Linked DNA regions of Homo sapiens: regions 1, 2 and 3 are each linked to region 4. A link is a contact called in ENCODE Hi-C or POLR2A ChIA-PET data. All regions are on one chromosome and are shown on one strand. The core of a region is the stretch at or near the end of the contact, and the rest is flanking DNA. Distances in the headings are between cores, read along the strand shown.

Evidence for each region. A loop is a pair of places that touch in the nucleus more often than their neighbours do. ChIA-PET counts read pairs that join two places held with the same protein, here RNA polymerase II (POLR2A). Pooled maps may share reads with other maps.
Region 1: a pooled map shows a loop between it and region 4 (3-fold over the local background). The contact joins two enhancer-like sites. A Hi-C loop is called at or near these places in 14 of 37 single-sample maps with no recorded cell type and 5 of 50 pooled maps.
Region 2: a map of HepG2 shows a loop between it and region 4 (8-fold over the local background). The contact joins two enhancer-like sites. A Hi-C loop is called at or near these places in 5 of 168 maps with a recorded cell type or tissue (Caco-2, GM12878, HepG2 and 2 more), 34 of 37 single-sample maps with no recorded cell type and 16 of 50 pooled maps. POLR2A ChIA-PET finds 5 or more read pairs at or near these places in 3 of 52 experiments (H1, activated naive CD4-positive, alpha-beta T cell and naive thymus-derived CD4-positive, alpha-beta T cell).
Region 3: a loop to region 4 is called in a map of K562, with 2.5 times the contacts of the local background. The contact joins two enhancer-like sites. A Hi-C loop is called at or near these places in 1 of 168 maps with a recorded cell type or tissue (K562), 1 of 37 single-sample maps with no recorded cell type and 9 of 50 pooled maps. POLR2A ChIA-PET finds 5 or more read pairs at or near these places in 4 of 52 experiments (GM12878, activated CD4-positive, alpha-beta T cell, activated CD4-positive, alpha-beta memory T cell and 1 more).

What each region holds. Positions count from the first base shown.
Region 1 is chr2:168,633,840-168,636,776 of GRCh38, reverse strand. The region is part of intron 4 of CERS6 (ceramide synthase 6); the gene reads right to left. Among named protein-coding and RNA genes, the nearest start is that of MIR4774, 52 kb to the right of the region's middle. RefSeq lists an enhancer at 1,232-1,361. Within about 2 kb of position 1,281, at least 13 of the 41 ENCODE cell types and tissues checked have a DNase peak (open chromatin) inside an H3K27ac peak, as active enhancers do.
Region 2 is chr2:168,345,739-168,348,630 of GRCh38, reverse strand. It overlaps LOC105373734 (a long non-coding RNA gene), which reads left to right. Exons shown (of 6, transcript XR_923559.3): 4 at 149-313. Among named protein-coding and RNA genes, the nearest start is that of STK39, 100 kb to the right of the region's middle. Within about 2 kb of position 1,392, at least 2 of the 41 ENCODE cell types and tissues checked have a DNase peak (open chromatin) inside an H3K27ac peak, as active enhancers do.
Region 3 is chr2:168,684,831-168,687,530 of GRCh38, reverse strand. All of the region lies in intron 4 of CERS6 (ceramide synthase 6), which reads right to left. Among named protein-coding and RNA genes, the nearest start is that of CERS6-AS1, 100 kb to the left of the region's middle. Within about 2 kb of position 1,395, at least 2 of the 41 ENCODE cell types and tissues checked have a DNase peak (open chromatin) inside an H3K27ac peak, as active enhancers do.
Region 4 is chr2:168,493,479-168,496,178 of GRCh38, reverse strand. The region is part of intron 1 of CERS6 (ceramide synthase 6); the gene reads right to left. Among named protein-coding and RNA genes, the nearest start is that of CERS6, 39 kb to the right of the region's middle. Within about 2 kb of position 1,443, at least 3 of the 41 ENCODE cell types and tissues checked have a DNase peak (open chromatin) inside an H3K27ac peak, as active enhancers do.

The sequences.
Region 1 (2,937 bases), core at 32-2,531, 140 kb before region 4:
AGGGACGAGGAGAATCAGAACATATGCAAGAGGGTAGATGTAGGTAGAAGAGGGAAAGGAAGATGCAATAAGCAGCAGCACTGAAGAATTTCCTTTCGTTATTCAAGATCTTTTTGTTGCAGATGTTTACCTATTTGTAAGCATCGAAGCACAGCCAGGACAACGGGTCTTACGGAGTAGGAGGCAGCAACAGAACAGTATTTTTTATGTGAAGGGATGACAATGGACTTACACAAATAATTCCCAGCAGAGACCACCTCTCTTTTCCCATCTTACAGATGAGAAAAATGAGCTTTCAGAGAGCAAAGGTTCCATTAAGTATAATGAGCAGGGTCAAGACTGAAATCTCAATCTTGACTTCCAACTTATCATTCTATACTGATGTGACTTTTAGTTTTCATTAGTAAGGTAAATTTACTAATAAAAAGTTACTTAAACTGCTAGCTTTTTAAAACTTATCTAAGTTGTTGTTGTTGTTATTGTTTTTAACCTAGACAGTCCAAAGACAGCAAAACAGGCTTCCAGTTTTGCTTCGGGCAAGTCAATTCATCTTTCTGAAATTGGTTTTTGTTTTCTGAAATGGGAAATTTGGGATAGGTGATCTTTAGGGTCCCTTCCCAATGTTAGTATTATATATCATGTGCACTTCTTATAGAAGTATTTCATGGGGGTCATTTTCATTAAAACCAAATTTAAAGCCTCCTTAAACAGCAACATAGTCCAAGCAATTTTAAGATTTTTAAAATGACACAGAGAACAAAATCTTAAATGGACTCATATTCTAATGGCTAGACAAATTCTATTTTCAGTCTCAAAATAGGCAAAAAAAATTACAATCTTGTTCCCATTTCAGAAAGATTCCGAACTAAGCAATAAACAAAAGAGAACATCTCAAAGTATGAAACCAGGGAACACTTCGTGGCTTTGTGTGTTGAATTTGAGAACACCGCATGAAGAATGAAAGGCTGCACCTTAGTTAAGGTTGGATTCAGAAAGTCTAAGGGAGTGGGCAAAGGACTCAGTCTGACGGGGCACTCTCAACCACAAGTTTTCACCCAGCAGTTAGTCATGAAGTCAATGTAATGGGGCAACCTTCATGTTTTAAAAATGTAATAAAATAGGTTATAATAAGATTTATCAGAGTACATTTCAGAATGCAGCAATATGAGACAATTGGGCTAGTTATTGAGATACTGCTGCCGGTCTCAGAGCAGAGACTGTGCAAGCCGCACTTCTGCTGGCTTTAAGGAGCTGGTGCCTTGCCAAGTTTAGCTTCTTAGAAGCACTTGAGGAAGGCTGGAAGGCTGCAAGAGGAAGATGGGACTTGCTCCTTTCTGTTTTGCTTCTAGTTCTTGTCATCACGTTCATCCCCTGCCTCCACACCCACCCAGCAGTGCATCTTCACTCCAGCAGTAGCAGTTCATTCCAGCAGCAGCAGCTGGTTCCAATTTGTAGTTTTTCCACATTCCCAGAGCCAAGCCCCTCATGCTCCCTCAGGGACACCAGCTGGTCAGTGTCCCCTTGTCAGAAGTCTTCTCTGGCTCCATGGCTCTTCCTTTGAGCCTCTATGTTCTGTAATCCCCTTGTCCTCACAGTGGCAGTGCCTTCCTGCTATTACTACCTCCACTATACCTCAGTGGGGTGCTAATGGGTGAGGCCCAGTCCTTGAAATGTCTGTTACAAGTCCACAACAACATAAGGAGCTTACACTCGAGGTAAATTAACTGGATCACTAAGCACACTGTTTTCAGCTAACTTTTCTTCATAGATAGACTTTTTCAAAAATCAGGAGGAGCTGCTTTACATTCAGGTGCAAGCTTCTTATCTCATTGCAGACTGGTAGTAAACAGTAGATCAATTTACTTTGAGCAACACAGGCTTGATGGTTCCCTCTGGTTAATGATTCTTTATATTACAGTCACTCCTAAAATTAACTTCTGGGGTTTCTATCTCCTATGGACCCCTGACTGATATTGAAATTAGACATAGGTATATCTTGAGTAACTTTTCTTTTACATACATGCGTGTGTGCGAAATGAATTGTGATACAAAATGTACCACATGTGTCGGGTGTGGTGGCTCACACCTATAATCCCAGCACTTTGGGAGGCCGAGGCAGGCAGATCACCTGAGGTCAGGAGTTCGAGACCAGCCTGGCCAACATGGTGAAATCCCATCTGTACTAAAAATATAAAAATTAGCCTGTCATGGTGGCACAGGCATATAATCCCAGCTACTTGGGAGGCTGAGGCACAAGAATCGTTTGAACCCAGGAGGGGTAGGTTGCAGTGGGCCAAGATTGCACCACTACACTCCAGCCTGGGCGGCAGAGCGAGACTCCATCTCAAAAAACAAACAAACAAACAAACAAAAACCCCACATGATCAGACATGTAGTTTATAAGAAAAAATAGAACCTAGGAAAATGTGTTAATTTGTATGTGTACACTGTCTGCTAGGACTTCAGAGCACCTTAAGTATTTCTAGGTCTTCTTTAACAAAAGTATTTGACTCTGCTAATTATAAGTATGAGCAGACTCTCTTATATACAGCAATTATAGAATAAGATTATATTGTCAGGCTTACTTTCAACTGCTTAAATATTTCCTACCAACACAGCAGTAACTTTACTGAATAGTTCACTAACATGTCTGTAAGGTTGTTCTGTAGTGTCTACTTCCCTATTTTTTAGGGTAGAATAGGTGCTTATTAAACCACCATAGAAAATGAGACACAACAGGCTCATTTGACCTAAAGACAGAAGAAAACCGATCAGTGCAAGCTGTCAGGGATTCTTCTAACAGCACATGTAATAATCCATATTTTTGATTCTAGAAGTAAGAGGCAGCTGTAGCCTCTAACCTCTTAAAATGGATCCACTACACTGGTATTATGAGAATTTTCCTACTGTACTTTTTGGAAGAATCTGAACACAAAG
Region 2 (2,892 bases), core at 143-2,642, 150 kb after region 4:
TGACTGGACCTCACCATTCCGCAGCTCTCTTTAGCAGCTTCCTTTAATAGCTTAAATCTACCCCTCAGGAACTCCCAACTTCCCTTTAAATGTGATTAAATTTTGTATTTAATTGTTTAATTATTTTTAAACTAATTTCTGCCTCTAGGTGTATGGTCAACTAAACAATCCAAAAACCATGTAGCTCCACAATAATCAGAAATTCTGGATCCAGTAAAACAAGTCTCCTTTAAGACATGGCTGAATGCTGGAAGAAAGTAAAGAAAGTTCCTGGAGTCAAAGATGAAGTGAGAAGGAAAAATCAGAGCAGTGAGTACGTGCATGTATGCTAGAGCCACTCAGGGTGGGAGTTGCCTGGCTTGGCCACCTAGAGGCTTGGATTAGAATGCTCAGGCCAGGGCAGAATGTGAGGCCTGGAGATACAGAATGCTGGGTGTTGGAACTGCAACCCCTGCAGAAATCCTGGTCTTCAGAAGGGCTATACTCAGAGTGAGGGAATGAATCAGGAAATGCACCCATCGGCTCAGGGAGACAATAAAGGTGATTTTCTATCTCAGTGGTCTGGGCTCTAGGGGAAAAGTTTCCCTTGAGAGTTTGTAATCATGGGTCTGTCATTCCATTGGTTCTGAAAACCTCTAAACTGAGAAATAAACATAAACTGAGGTGGGGGCAGTAATTCCCCTTGGGCAACTAACAGAAACAAGGGCAAAACCTTCCTGATCTAGAGGATTAGGGTTGTCCAGGCCCCTCGGGATTCCCTCCAGCCGTTCCTGCATTTCAAGATGCATGCTCTTAAGCTCTTATTCTCATACTTTTCAGTTCCAATGACCACAACTCTTTCAACAAATTTTTATAGGAGTTTCCAGAAACTTCATCCCGCTCATTTTTTTCTGTGTTCTAACATGTCATGTTTCATTTAAAATGTATCCTTTTCCTCCAGTTCAGACCTAAAGGTAATACACCAGAAATTGTCTAATGTGTGGTATAAAATAGGACCATGATAAAAAAAAACCAAAGTAATAAAAAATTATATTACTGTAATAATTTATTAACGTCATATCACTATAATAAAACTTTTATTATAATAACAACTACAGTTGATATGTCTTATGTGCCAAATACTATGTACTAGACATGCACACTCCTTTTTAATCCTGAGGAAATCCTGGGATAGGTTCTAACACTACCCTCCTTCTACACATGAGGAGAAAGAGGCTTAGTAACTTACCCAGGGTAAAGGAGCTGGGAAGTGGTCACAGAGCTGGCAATGTGTTATCACCAAAGCCAGGATTGAAACCCAGCCCTATCTACCTTCAATGCCCTTGCTTTAAGCCACGAATCCTCCATCTCTCTTAATACTAGTCCTGGTAGGGCTAGTTCCCTTGTTAGTGACTATCACGCGCTTGAAAGTGTTTGAAGCGACCTAATATTCCTAGGATCCTTACTTCTATAAACATTTAAATCACAGTTATTTTTCCCAAAGATAGATTGTCATGGGAGAGGGGAACAAAGACTAATGAGGAAGGCACAGGCAGGAAGCGGGCAGAGGACCAGAAACAAAAGCAAAGATAGGAGTGGGTGGGGACACGGGAAATTTCTTTTGCTTACTTCACAAGCTTACAGCCGACCTGGCCTGGCAGGTGACAAGGTGCCTCTGGATGACACAGCCAGGGATTCTTCTAGGCCAGTTGCTTTTGATTTCTTACATTTTTTTGAAGGTAATACTAGATTTCTGAAACGGCTCTCACCGACGCGCCTTTGTTTCTCCTGGAGCCACGGCTCCTCAGCAGAGGACATTTGTGTTTGGGAAGCCTGCCCCCTCCTGGATTAGTGAAATCTTACAGGCCAGGTTTCCAAGCTCTCCAAAATTAGATCTAGTGTGTGAAAATGTTTAAACTGTCGTTCAGAGATTTGAGGAAAACAAATAATTTCTTTCATATGATTTCCCTGAGATTTTTGGATTCTTCTCATATAAATCTTTAGGTGTATTTTATGGATTTTGAAATAATACCCACCTAAAAATCCTGAAAAAATGTTTTAAGGACCCAAAGAGATAATAATAACAGCAATAATGGTAAACATTATATTCAGTGATTTCTATGTGCCAGCACTGTGCAAAGTACCCTGTGAATAATGCCAGTTGCAGCACTCACCACCACCCCAAGAGACAGGTTCTCTGCATTATTACCCCCCACCTTACAGAAAGCCTCAAAGCAGCAGTCCCCAACTTTTTTTGGCACGAGGGACCATCTTTGTGGAAGACAATTTTTCCACAGACCAGGCAGGGGGTCGGGGTGGGAGTGGTTTCAGGATGAAACTGTTCCACCTCAGATCATCAGGCATTAGATTCTCATAAGGAGTGTGCAACCTAGATCCCTCGCATGCACAGTTCACAATAGGGTTCACGCTCCTATGAGAATCTAATGTCACTTGCTGATCTGACAGGAGGCAGAGCTCAGAGGCAGTAATGCTCATTCTCACCAGCCGCTCACCTACTGCTGTACAATCCCATTCCTAACAGGCCACAGACTGGTACAGGTCCGCAACCATGGGGACCCCTGCAAACTGGAGATCTTCTCTACCACCACCCTCACACACCCAACCACCCGTAGGTTGGGAGCCCCTGAAATTCTTGAACTGTCATGCCATCCTATTGACCACACTTGATTGAATCAGAAATAATCAACCAAGCTGAGTTACTTGGACACTTTCTCCTGGGAATTTGGAAGCAGAATGAAAATAGCCATCAGTCTAGGCTTGTCACTTGAATGGAGGTCATCAAACATCAGGAGCCCACTGTGGAAGAGCATGTGCTGCCACGTGCATGGAGAGGCAGAAAAAGATAACCAGAAGAAAGAGAAAAGAACAAAGGGGAAGCACAGAAAAAAGACA
Region 3 (2,700 bases), core at 146-2,645, 190 kb before region 4:
TATAAAAGAACATGCCAGCTCAGAGCTTCACCAACTGTTAAAATGCAGGCTGAGGTCTGGGCTTGGGGATGAAATTCTGCATCTCTAAAGCTCCCAGTTGATACTCATGCTATTAGGCCACGGACCACACTTTGCAAGTAGTAAGGTACTAGGGAAAAGTAAGAAGGCTGATTCCATCTTTTTGGTATTTACCATGTATCAGGCAGCTTGCTAAATACTTTGTTAAGATATTTCACAATTCAATATAGATAAATGAATTAATGAATTATTTCTAATCTTTGCGAGAATCATTTGAAGCAGAAGAACCACTGCTAGTAAAGCAATAGCTAAAGATAAGCTTCTCATCCAGCCTCCTTGGCTAGTACAATTCTGGTGGGAAGCTCTGGTGGAAGCAAAGTTTGTGTGTGTCACTTGGGGACGGTGCCCCTAAAAGGTCAGTGTGAATGAGTTCCTCTCACCCTTTCTCCATTCCTATTGAAGGGAGATAATGAAAACTGAAGCAGTCACCACTGGCCCTGAAATGGAAGTTTCTATGGAGTCTGGTATCAGAAGTCTCCCACCAGCCCTGATCTGCTTCCCTCTGGATTGTATGTATGAGATAAATAAATTCCTATCATTTCTCTCATATCTAAGCTAGTGTGTTTTGCTTTACTTTTATATACAGTAGCTTAGCCTGTATTCTAATATTAATACATGCATCAAGGTAAGTATCAATTATTTTGTAGACAGTCTCAGAGAGGAACCGTAATTAATTAAAGGCTACACAGCTGATAAGTAGAGAAAGTGGAAATCAAACCTAGGCCAGCTGGGCTCTTCCACTGTGCCTTCCGCTGGGTACTCTGGGTGACGAAGAATGAGTAATGAAAGAAAAACATCACAGGCATTTGGAATAGATTCCCCCAAATGAGCTATTACCTAGAAACACTGAATTTTAGGTTTAGAAAGGACCTCCAAATCCTGTAATCTACAGAACAATCCACAGGTCCAGATGGGTAACCAGTTCTTACTGTTACATAACTCAATGATTATCTCACTGACAAGATCCCTTAGGCTTCCTTCCTTAATTTTTTTTTTTTTTTGCCTTGGTTAACAGAAATTGCGTCTTTTTATTTATTCATTTATTTATTTTTTGCATCTGCCCTAATCACTAACATGACTGTATTTGAAGATAAGGCCTTTGGAAGGTAATTAACATAAAACGAGGTCATAAGGTTAGAGTCTTAAACCAATAGGGTTGGTGGCGTTACAAGGAGAGGAAGAGGAAGAGAGAGATTTCTCCCTCTCCACGCGCGTGCTCAGAGGGAAGACCAAGTGAAGACCGCAGTGAGAAGGTTGCTCTCTGCATACTAGGAAGAGTGCCCTCACTAGACGCCAATCCTTACCAGACCTTATCTGCAACTTCCAGCCTCCAGAACGATGAGAAATTTCCGTTGCTCAAGCCATCTAGTATGCGGTATTTTGTTACAGCAGTCTGAGCTGACTAACAGCATCATAAGAGAACTCCTCATAAATGGTGCTTATTAGCTATTAAATTACACGTCAACTAATTTCAATTTAAGAAGACTTATAAAATGTCTGAATAACACTAAGACAGGCCATATCACAGTGGATGAGAAATTACCTCTAACTCTCTCAATCTAAGCCACAATGTATAACGGGATTTTTCATTAGCTTATGTGCCTCTTCTCCCAGAGGCATCAATTGAGACATAACTCAGCAGCAAGCATATCCATCAGTAACATTCCCTTGGGAGGCATCTGTGGCTGTTCTTACCCTGAGCAAACCTGATCCTGGCACCAGGATAGGAGCCAGAAGCGCTGGTGCAAGTCAAGCCTTCATCGACATTTTGACCACACACGTAAGAATCGAGTGCAATTTATTCTATGATTTTTTTTTAAGAGAAGGGTAAAGAAGCATCTTTAAGTGTCAGTAAATCTGCTCTTTCATCCAGTATCTTCTTTTATTGGCTGCATTACAGAGGTTTCATTGTCAACAGAAGTCAGAAAAACAGATAAGGTCTGATACTTTACTTTACCATCTGCAATTATCATGTTAGTGAAAGCCTAAAGAGATAGCGATTTTGAAGCAAGGACCAGAGAAAAGGATATCTGATTAACCAGGCAAGTGGTCAATGGTTAAATAGAAACATAAATCACATACATACATACATGTGCTTTTCTCCCTCCAAGAACCAGTAGGCATCTGCAGCTGAATAAACAGTAGTTTCTTTGAATTAATAACTATTTTGATTTAAGAAAAGAACAAGAATCATAAAACATATTAAACACATTTTGTTGCCTCATCAAAGATGTAAAAGGTGTGTGGGTATTTACTCGAAATCAGCATCTTGAGGCAAATTTCATCTTTTGCTATTTCCGTGAAAACTCTTACCTAGCTTTCACAAAGCCCAGCTGATGCAACTAGGAGTCAAGGAATATAGTCTAACAGACATTTGTTCTCTATGTAGTTGGATTATGTTTAAAAATACCAAAAACCTAGATTCTTAAACTACTTTGACACTACTTTCACTAAAACTACTCTGAGAAAACACTCACTGAGTTATATTTAAACCTTATGCCTTTTGCTTACATTGAGGATTTACTCTAAGAAAAAAAACATAAGAAAAATGCTTCCATGAATTTATACTGGAAACGTTTACCCTAAGTCCAATGTCTAAGTTCCACAGGACATTTTTGCTTC
Region 4 (2,700 bases), core at 194-2,693:
TAATTGAATAAGTGAAATACTAAGCAACTGATATATAGCATGTGGCACATGTCTGTGTGCACCAACATGGGATAATCCTCAAGATACATAAAGAGTGAAAAGAACCCAGTTCAGAACAGCATCTATTGTGTTGCATGCAAGGTTGCAGTGGGGACCAAATAAAGCATGTGTGCATGTGCTTGTAACTGCAAAGGACACAAATAAATAGTGGTTATCCCCAGGGAGATCACCTGGGTAGTTGGGAGACAGGGTGGGGATGGAGACTTAAGTTTTGGGGAATACCTTTTTGTACCTGTTGAATTTTGTAGCAGACAAATGTACATAAATAACCACTGTACCAGATAGGTGCACAAGGGCAAAGTCAAAATGGAAACAATCATGCCCCCCCTGAAAGGAGAATGAGACAGATATGACACTATATGTGAAAATACACTGGAAACTAGAAAGGAGCATGCACACATGAGTCATCACTACCTTGGGGAAATAACTGCCATTTAATTTTCTCACTTTCAAGTTTCAGTGCTCTTTACACTATTGTCCAAATGCAAAAATACTGCTAGATGCCCCAACCACGTTCAAGACTTACAAGGATTGGCCCTTCACCCTCCTGGGAAGTTTTGTTTGTTTGTTTTGTTGTCTTTGTCATTTAGTTGTCTTAACAGGTTTGCGTTTGCTTCTCCACCTAGACTTTGAAGCAAAGATGGAACCAAGTGGACCTGAGAGACAGGGACAGTCTGAAAGCAGAAAACTGCATTGTGCATTTTTACAACTCCGACCAGTCTTTCTGATCCCTGTTAAGCACCCAAAAATTTAAACCTCAGGTGACTATTGTTTTGACTTTAAATAAAACACTTTACTTTTGACTGAATGTTGCACAGGTTCAGCGGAGAATGGTAGAATAGAAAGGAGTTAAATTTTTTAACATACTCCTCACCGCTTCCATCGCTCTATCAATAAACTGCTATTAATGACTTTGACTAGGTACAATTCACAATCATGAGAGTCAGACTATCACAAGTATAAAGCTATGTTTCTTGGTTAATATGTTCCCAATGAGGACAATTTTGTTCATGGGAGTTCAGCCATCCCATGGGCCAAACTATGTGTCAAAGCAAAGGACTGCAATATTCTACCCTGCATGGCAGATGCACCTGACAGCAATAACTTAAACATACCCTCAGAATGACCCTATGGTCTAAAAAGAATGTGTGTTCAAGGTTCCAAGCTAAGGAATCCAGGAGTAGCCAACCCAGAGATTCATTCCTTATCTATAAGGAACATCTGAACCCCTGGCCCACCCCACAGAATGCAAGCCATACAGGGAATCAAAGCCCTTTGTGTTGGGTTAAATGAAGATTGCCAGGTGGAGGTCACTAGGGGGAGAATGCTAAGTGAAAAAGCTATCGATATTCCATGCTTTTAACAAAGGGTAGTGGTTCTCCTGTCCAGCCTGCCACCACTGGAACACCCTGTATATAAGTCCCCTCAATCAACTCTATGACTCGTTCGCTGGCTCTGGGTCTCTTCTTCGGTCTCTTGAACATGGTGTCATCCCTAGTGAAGTCGATAGGGGGCCAGCAGGACACACTCAGCTCACTGGAAAGGGCTGACAAAGACCCATTTATTTTTTCCTTTGAAGATATTGAGAAACTGTTATTTATTTAACAAGCATTTACAGTGTTAGATATATGTTTTAATTTAAATACTAATTTATTTGATCCTCATCATAACCCAAAGAGATACACACCATTTTTATCCTCATTTCACAGATGATGAAACTGAAGCACAGAAAGGTTAACTAACTAGCCCAAAGTCGAAGAGCTAATAAACACGGAAGCTGAGGCAGTCTGAGTCCAGAGTTCGGGCTCTTAACCACTGCACTCTATAAAAGGCACAGAGCTAAGCACTGGGAATCTACCAGGGAGCAAGACAGACCCCATCTCTGTCCTCTCTGGATCTTACCTGCTAGCCAGGAAGGACTGGTAAAGAGCAGACCATATTAACAATGTAATTACAATTGCCAAAATGCCACAGTGGAAAAGTGATGGGGCAGCTGCACAAACACAAGGGTGAAGGACAAGAGAAACATTCCCTGAGCCCTCGACGATTCCTCCTACAACACTGGAAAATAACGAATAATATTCCATTGTAGAAAGGAGGCTCTTCTGGCTTAGCAAGAAGAGGTGAAAGACAGAGGCAGAATTCATCCTTAGTCTGTGCAGTCTTGACACCAGTCTGGCTGTTAGAAAAAACTTTCTCCTAGATCGCTTCCACCTGTCATCATTGTCATCTTTTTGCATTATATGTTATATATAATATATTGATATATTAATGTATATTATATTAATATATTACATTAATCTGTATGTTACATTATGAAAGGTTTAGGTATTTGTATTTATGTGGGTGTCTCACCAAATGCAGGAACCTGGTCTTATCACTTTGACAATAACCACCTAATACCAAGTACTCACCCACAATAAGACTGTAATACACATGTGGGTTATTGGTGTTCAGCTAAAATTGATTCCTATCATGGTTGATCTGAAGGCCATATTACATTGTTAATATGGTCTGCTCTTTACCAGTCCTTCCTGGCTAGCAGGTAAGATCCAGAGAGGACAGAGATGGGGTCTGTCTTGCTCCCTGGTAGATTCCCAGTGCTTAGCTCTGTGCCTTTTATAGAGCGCAGTGGTTAAG